Linked DNA regions of Mus musculus: region 1 is linked to region 2. The links are chromatin loops, found by intact Hi-C in ENCODE. Cell type or tissue: gastrocnemius. All regions are shown on one strand. Region 1 has its middle 82 kb from the start of Gm30011. Region 2 overlaps Fat4 (FAT atypical cadherin 4).

Region 1 (4,000 bases), 69 kb before region 2:
TGCTGTGAGATCAAGGACACCATCACTTCATTCTTTGTGGCAATATCAAGATCCTCCTGTCCTTGGAGAGCCCCTACCATTTACTTCAACTGCTTCTTTGTTCCTCTAAGAGTTGGCCAATTTTCAGAGTAACCATTTTAAACATGGGGTGTAGTAGCTGTCTCTCAGCAGACCCTGGCTCCATCTGAGTCCCAACACCTACAGATTCTTGTCTCTCTTCTCAGTCTATTCTTAGTATTGATCTGCTATTTGCCCTGAACTTCTGGAATTCACCCAGCTGGACTGACTCAAGAATTACTACACAGAATTTGAGTTGCTTTTCAAAATTTGACATTATATTTTTCCATAGTGCATGGGAACATGAGAAATGCAGAGTACTTGTTGCTATGGTAACTGTCTCATGGTGCTGAAATAGTGACCCAGGGCCAGATCCCTTGGTTCCCTCATTGGTATGCCTGATTCCTTCTCAGATACTCTCTCCCACTATCAGAGACCATAGCTATAGCCTCTCAAGGCACACCATTCCCTATACAGAATAATTTAACATGCATATAAACAAAGGTAATTTTGAGAATCAAAGAACAAATTATAAAGCATTTATAATCTTCAGAAATTAAAAGGGAGTAAACAAAACCTACACAATCATATGCAAACAAATGTTTAAAAACAAAACTATTCATGTCAACAGCATTTGATAAGCAGTCAACCATTACTTCGCATACTAATTTTTAAAATTAACTGTTTTAAGTTAACCATAAAAATATGAGTAATTAATATATATGATCAAAATAATAAGGTTGAAATGATTGTTTTAAGATGATATTTATGTTTGGAACAATGGAAATGATTTACTTGTCCAGTTTCCCATAATTTTAAATCTAAGAATATTTTTTTAAGTTATTAAATCTTCAACTCAAAGGGGGATGGCTTCTGGGTTTATGGTTTGACCTCCTCTTGTATTTTAGAAACCTCCAAGTGGTTGTGTAGGGCTACACTGGCCCACATTCCCACCATCAAAGTATGGGAGCCTCTGTCTCCCCAAGGCCCCTCACACTTGCTTCCATCAGCCGATCAGGTTCTAGCCATTCTAATACATGCATCCTGGCATTTCACTTCAATTTCCATTTTCCAAATGACATATTGGAAATGTCTGCTGGAGCTGCCATTCTCCAATATCCAAAGTGAGGGAATGATAAAAAATAAACCAATATTTTCTTACAGTCACAGGGGCTCAACGGCTATATCAAGGAAGTAGTGTGGTTAGTCTCTGCCCAGGACTTTGGTCCTCGCTGGCAAACTGTTGCTGTGTGTCTGTGCTCCTACATGGGACCCTTGTATCTGAGTTACTAGCTCTGGCATCTCTTTCATTATGAAGACACCAGCATCATTGAGCTGTGTCCTACAATCATTTGAGCTCAATTCTCTTCTTAAAGACCTCAGTTATAAAGACCACATTTTCTTTTTTAAATTAATTTATTTTTTACACTCAATATTTTATTTCCAGCCCCCCATCCACCCTCAAACTCTTACACACATCATACCTCCTTCCCACACCCCTGTATCAACATAGATGTCCCCAGCCCCTACTCCACCTGAACCCTGGGGCCTCCAGTCTCTTGAGGGTTAGGTGCATCATCTCTGAATGAACAGAGATCCGGAAGTCCTCTACTGTATGTGTGTTGGGGGCCTCATATCAGCTGGTGTACGCTGCCTGTTTGGTGGTCCAGTGTTTGAGAAATCTCAGAAATCCAGATTAATTGAGACTGCTGTTCCTCCTACAGGATCACCCTTCTCCTTGCTTCTTCCAGCTTTTCCCTAATTCAACAACAAGGGTCAGCTGCTTCTGTCCATTGGTTGGGTGCAAATATCTGCATCTGATTCTTTCAGCTGCTTGTTGGGTCTTTTGGCAGGCAGCCATGATAGAACTGTTTTTGTGAGCACTCCACAGCCCCAGTAATAGTGCCAGGCCTTGGGATGTCCCCTTGAGTTGGATCCCACTTTGGGCCTGTTGCTTGACCTTCTTTTCCTCAGGCTCCTCTCCATTTCCATCCTTGTAATTCTTTCAGACAGGAACAATTATGGAAAGATCCCATTTTCAAATGAGGTCACAGTAGGAATGAGAGTTTCCTCATGTGAACATGGGGAGGAGGCCATGCAAGCCATCACGCATATGATCTGCTTCAGCTTTGAGTTTTCATGCTTTACATCTGCACATCTTTAGCATGGTGTGTTTAGCCTTTGCGGGCATTTTTAAAGCAGTTGTTCATTTCTCCATTTTGCTCTGGATCTCCATTCTCTGTACACTTCCTCATGATCCTTCACCAGATAAATGTTTCCCACATATACAGTTCCAATCTCAGTTTTGTCTTTCAGTTCTCTCAACCCGTGTTTGCACTTTGATTTTCTCTCCCCACTTAGTTCTGCTTGATGAAATTTCCCTTGTTGTGTTCCTGCTCTAGGTCATGATAAGAGGGAGAGGCTACAGTCCATTCTATACTACTTCAAGCCTGTGAAATCACACATCCTGTAAAGAGCTTGGCCCTTGAGAGTTTTTCTGTATTGAAAGGACACCAGTCTCTGAGATCTTTATTGAATCAATATAAATCATGAAAACTGCCACAAATTCAATAATTAAATTATATTTTTCTTTTCTTTTTTTGCTTTATTGTCTTTTTTAGTTTGTATGCATGCTCCCCAAAAGCCAATATATTGTATAACTAATCTCTAGGGTAGCAACTCTTGGGTGGCGGTGAGATATTTGGGAGGTTAAGATTAGCGGCCACTCCTTAAGTCACAAAGGACACGGCTTTCTGAAGACTCTGAGCTCCCTTTCTTCTGCTTCCTGAGTTGAAGTAACTGACTTATCCCATAGTGCACCTCCACCACAAAGTACAGCCTCCCCTTCAGTTTTGGATTGGAGCATCTAGAACCATGAGCCAAGCTAAGACTTTTCATAAATTGTCTCAGTTGCTTTAGTAACACATTGTTCTGCAAAATTTTATGATAGGAGTATGCCATAATTTTTATGATGTTCAGTAGTTCTCAACCTTCCTAAGGCTGCAACACTTTAATACATCTCCTCATGTTGTTGTGACTCTCAACCATAAAATTGTTGCTACATCATAACTATAATATGCCACTGTTATGAATCATAATGTAAATATCTGATACCTGGAATATCTGATATATGACTTGAAAAGGTGTTGTGATCCACAGGTGGAGAACTGCTGATATAAACAGCATGATCTAGCTTTACAGTTTTGTATGGTTTTGGATAGCTTTAAAGAGTAATGAGTGTTCTGTGGCAAGCATCCTGTGCCACTTGACCTCCCTCACCAATGCTCTTATATGTGTGAAGATTAATTCCTGTGGGATATGACAAAGGAAAAAGCTAAAGCCCTCACCCAAACAAAGGAAACCATAGTGTTGGGGCTGATGCCACCATAAGACAGGGACAATGAGAAGTCTCAATCTATAAGGGCACAATAAAAAAACAGCAACCTAAAAGCCAAACATAGATCCCTCCTTCAACACCAGAATATAAAGCACCCAGAAACTTGACCCCTGAATTTTCTACGTCAAAACTGTGAGAAAAATGGCTTGTGTTACAAGGCCTTTTGCTTACAGTATCCTCCTAGACTCCCTCAAGCACTGTACTGACTAGTTTTGTGTCAACTTGACACAGGCTGAAGTTATCTCTGTTGACACAGAGAAAGGAGCTTCAGTTGGGGAAATGCCTCCACCTGATCCAGCTGCAAGGCATGTTCTTAATTAGTGATCAAGGGGGGAGGTCCCCTTGTGGGTGGTGCCATCTCTGGGCTGGTAATCTTGGTTCTATAAGAGAGCAGGCTGGGCAAGCCAGGAGAAGCAAGCCAGTAAGTAACATCCCTCCATGGCCTCTGCATCAGCTCCTGCTTTCTGACCTGCTTGAGTTCCAGTCCTGACTTCCTTGGTGATGAACAGCAGTATGGAAGTGTAAGCTGAATAAATCCTTTCCTCC
Region 2 (4,000 bases):
AAGCTTTAAAGTGCGGAACAAAATGACTTATTCTTAGTACCCACCGTCATGTAAAACAAGCCCTTATTGTGTCTGAGCGACATCACATATGAATCTATTCATCTGAAGAGTGTTAAATGTGCAGCCTTTCATCCCTCCAAGGTGGGAAGTCCTCCTTCCTGCACTCCACACGGGTTGGCTAAACTTAAATGATCTTGCAAGGTAAAACACAACCGTAACACTACAATGGAAACAAGCAACCCCACTGTGAAAGCACAAGCTCGAGTCTACAACTGCAATGGTATAAACGGCAAAAAACCACAAACCAAACACAAAGCAACACTTCCCAATGTTGCATGCCCCAAAACTCATCACAAAACAAGATGCATGCAGGAGGATCATTCCGTTCCACTGAGCACATTTAAATTAAAGAGTCAGTCGTTTGGAGTCTATGTGAGCAGCTTTGTGGTTAACTTTAAATGTGTCCCTGGCCACCGGTCTATACTGGCCTGTTTTACAAAGGTGACCCCCGCTGGTGGGAAGCCACACCGTGCTTTGAGTGTTTCTTGCCCACACATACACCTCACACATACTGTTCTGCCTCCCCATCTTTGGCGGCTGGTTTAGCTGCCCCACTTTTACCTTCTTCGTTACCAGCTGCTTTTTCTGGGAGAGAGGCCAAATCTTTAAAGACATCCACATAATGACCAAAGCCTGGGCCCCAGTTCAAAAGGTTGTCCCAGTTGAAGTTGCCTGCCTGCTGCCCCAGCTTCAGGGTGCTGTCTGCAGCCCCAGACGCTGCTGCAGGGGTACCCACTGGTCCCCCCTCAGCCCTGCGTCCATGGTACCTTCTGGGTTTCAGTCTGGCTCCATAATTATCTTCGTCATCTGCATCGGATTCGTTGACTTGAGATAACTTGGGCATCCTGGAAGTGTAGACCACGGGCTTCTCCCTGTCGTATTCCATTTCTGAGCACGTGAAAGAATCATGGGAGTCACTGTCAGAAGACGATTCTGGGGCAGGGATGCCATCTGCTGGGTTCCTGGTTCTGGACAGGGGCCTTCTACAGTCTTCTTCAGAAGAGGACCTCCCATGGTCTGCACTGCAGATGCTGGGGTTTCTGGGTCGAGGGGTGTTGAGCCTCTCTACCTCCTCTATGGAGAGTCCCACGGGAGGAGAAGATTCTAGAGGGATCTGTGCTATGGGCTGTTTGAGGCGACTCCCTGGTCTCGATCCATGAGATGCCATGGCCTGAGGGCTCTTACTTCTTCTCCCTAGCCTGGTGGCATAGTTGAACATGCCAGGCTGGCAGGGGTCCCCATGCATTTCCAGCGTACCCCCATCCCTCAGAGGAAGATGCAGTTCCCGGGCTGGGCTGTTCCTGTAGAAGGCAGATGGTTTGGAGAAAGGAGCTGGGCTGTGCCTGGACAGAGGGTTGGGAGTGGGGCAGGCCGAGTGGCTAAGGGAGCTGGTTCTTAACCCTTGGCCATATGAAGAAGGCTGGTAGGTCAGACTGCTTGCTCCCAAGGGCATAGGGGACTGCCTGGCGAAGCCCAGAGGACTGTGCCTCTGGATGGAAAACTTAGGCGTGTGGCTTCGGAACTGTTTGTAGTGCTGGATGATGTCTGCATCTGAGGGCGCGATACTGCTGGCATTGTCGATGTCATAGTGCTCAATCTCCTGCTCAGGGGAAGCCAGCGGGGCACTAGGGATGGTCTCTGAGTTGTGGGGGATGTCAGTCTCATCGAAGATTAGATAGGGGTTCTCTCGCTCTATGATGTCCGGCTTGGGATTCCCCTCAGGTTGCTTCCTAACAGCTAGGTCATCCCCATAGGGAGGGATGTTGTCTGGGTCATCAAAAGCTACATTCTCACTGCCCTTTTTCTTCTTCTCCTTCGGCTTCTTCTCCTCTTTGGGGTTTTTGGGCATCTTTCCCCTGCACTGGTTGCATAGAATCAAACTGAGGACCAGCAGCGCTAGGGCTGTGGCACAGCTGCCCACAATTGCAGGCACTGCCCACAGAGGTAAGGATATCTCATCTGGACCCTGACTCTGGACACACACGTGTCCCCCTGGACTTCCAGCCTTGCACACCTTGCCCTGAGGACAGAGAACACCGAGGCAGGCCACCACCGTCTCACAGGTCCTCCCTGTGTGCGACTCTGGACAGCTGCAAGTGTAGCCGGAGAGCAGACCTGGTTCACAGCTACCTCCATTCTGGCAAGGGTGGGATGCACAGTCACCAGGAGGGACACATTTGTAGGCATACCACTGGTTGATACACAGAAGATCGCCCCAGCAGGGGTTGCTGGCACAGATGTTAGGGCCCCGACAGCCGATCTTCACTGAAGGGTCTGTTTTGGAGATGGACGCCAAGCTGTGCTTCCCACTGAAGGGGAGGCTCTCTCCACCATAGAGCACTGAGGCAATGCAGCCATTAAAACCTGTCAGGGCGATAGAGTAGGAGGCAACTTAGAGAAAAGTAATCACTTCTGAGCGCTAAGATATGAGGAAGAGAAGCCCTCACAGACACCCAAGAGTTTCTCAGCGATGCGCCAACTCAAAGATGGGGAATGCATATCCTCTGAGGATAACCCAGATCAGTGTAGTTTGGTAACACATGGGAAGAGTCAGAATGTTTAGGAAGGTCTCCTCGGCCAGAATCGTCTTGACCCTTCTCTCTCTCTCTCTCTGTTCATCCATTTGACGATTTAATCAGTTTATTGGTTTGATTCTTACAGGTCAAAGACCAAGAGTTACCACGAGATCAAATTTATTTTATGAACATCAGAAAGAACAAAATCAAGTCCAATTGCTACAACTACAAGACCATGGGGTGTGCAATCATTGACCATATGCCTTCCAAACAGCCAAGTATGGGTCCTTGTGAATCAGAAGAAAAAACCTTGGCCATAGTGTTTGGGGATTTCCCAGGAGGGGAGGTAGCTAAGACAACCAGTGTTGCAAATTGTCAGGATTCAGGAGTCAGAAAACAAAAATATCCCATCTTATCTATACCCACCAACACTCACTTACACACATGGGGGTGACATCTCTAGCCCAGCTCTATGCCGAGTCCCTCAAATCTGTTCAATGCCCTTCAAAGGTGCTTCAACTCCATTTGTACCATAGCAAACCCCAGGATTCCCTGAGATCCGCTTCACTGTTCTCTTCTACAGCCACCTTCCTTGGTAGCACTAAGTTGGTTTGAGATGAAAAGTCAGAATTCTCCCGGATCTTTACTGAAGATGCCCTCCAGATTACTTTGGGTCCATTTACTTGGATGTCACATCTTGGCCATCCCACTAAGACAATAGCTTTCCATAATGCAGTGCTTTTCTGATACTGGCTGCTAACACCTCATCTTGGGAGTCCTCCCCAGTTCATCCTCATAAACAGCCTGAAAGATGATCAATACTACAGCATGCTTAACTGCAATACTCATTAAATTCTTACTTACTCTTCACTGTTCTGCACGTGAAATAAATAAGTCCACTCTCTCCAGCCAGAATACCCTCTTTTATCCCCCAGTTTTATTATCTGCCTTTGTGCTCACATTTTTCCATCAATTAAACCTTTTGGCACTCTTCACCATACTTCTGACTTAAGAACACACCGGTTTCTGCATTTCCCTTTGTACCACTGACCTAAGGTAACATCTACATCCTGTGAGGACCCTACCCTACTCTGCTGTGTTACCTGGGAGACTGGCTTTGATGAACACAGGAGTTAATAGACAGTGGTCCTGAGGACACACCAAGCATCAGAGTAGCCCATGCTTAAATCAAATCTCAGCAGCATAGGCAAAAGCCATTAATGGAAGTGATAGTGCCCTGACCCCAATCTCTCTAAAGACAGTTATGTTGATGAGAAGATTCATAATCACAGTGTCATAAATCCAACTACCTTTGTAAAAACTACACTGTGATGGAATTACTCTGTGGAAGTAAGTCATATAAAATAAACTAAATTTTACCCCCATCCTACCTCCTTTGCTACAAACATCACCTACACTTCGAA

Evidence for each region. Hi-C counts contacts between places; a loop is a spot of excess contacts. Peaks named below come from ENCODE experiments on the same cell type or tissue, not always from the same donor. Only the 100,000 strongest peaks of a DNase experiment are listed, where the experiment ranks them.
Region 1: a loop joins it to region 2, with 2.2 times the contacts of the local background. A loop is called at or near these places in 1 of 42 quality-filtered maps.

Annotation. Positions count from the first base shown.
Region 1 is chr3:39,076,038-39,080,037 of GRCm38, reverse strand. No RefSeq gene overlaps it. Among named protein-coding and RNA genes, the nearest start is that of Gm30011, 82 kb to the left of the region's middle. In gastrocnemius, no CTCF peak of the experiment used is centred here; a DNase peak (open chromatin) is centred at 1,911.
Region 2 is chr3:39,007,405-39,011,404 of GRCm38, reverse strand. Fat4 (FAT atypical cadherin 4) reads right to left here. Exons shown (of 17, transcript NM_183221.3): 17 at 1-2,424. The coding sequence ends at 563. Among named protein-coding and RNA genes, the nearest start is that of C230034O21Rik, 120 kb to the right of the region's middle. In gastrocnemius, no CTCF peak of the experiment used is centred here; DNase peaks (open chromatin) are centred at 656, 1,030, 1,252 and 2,274.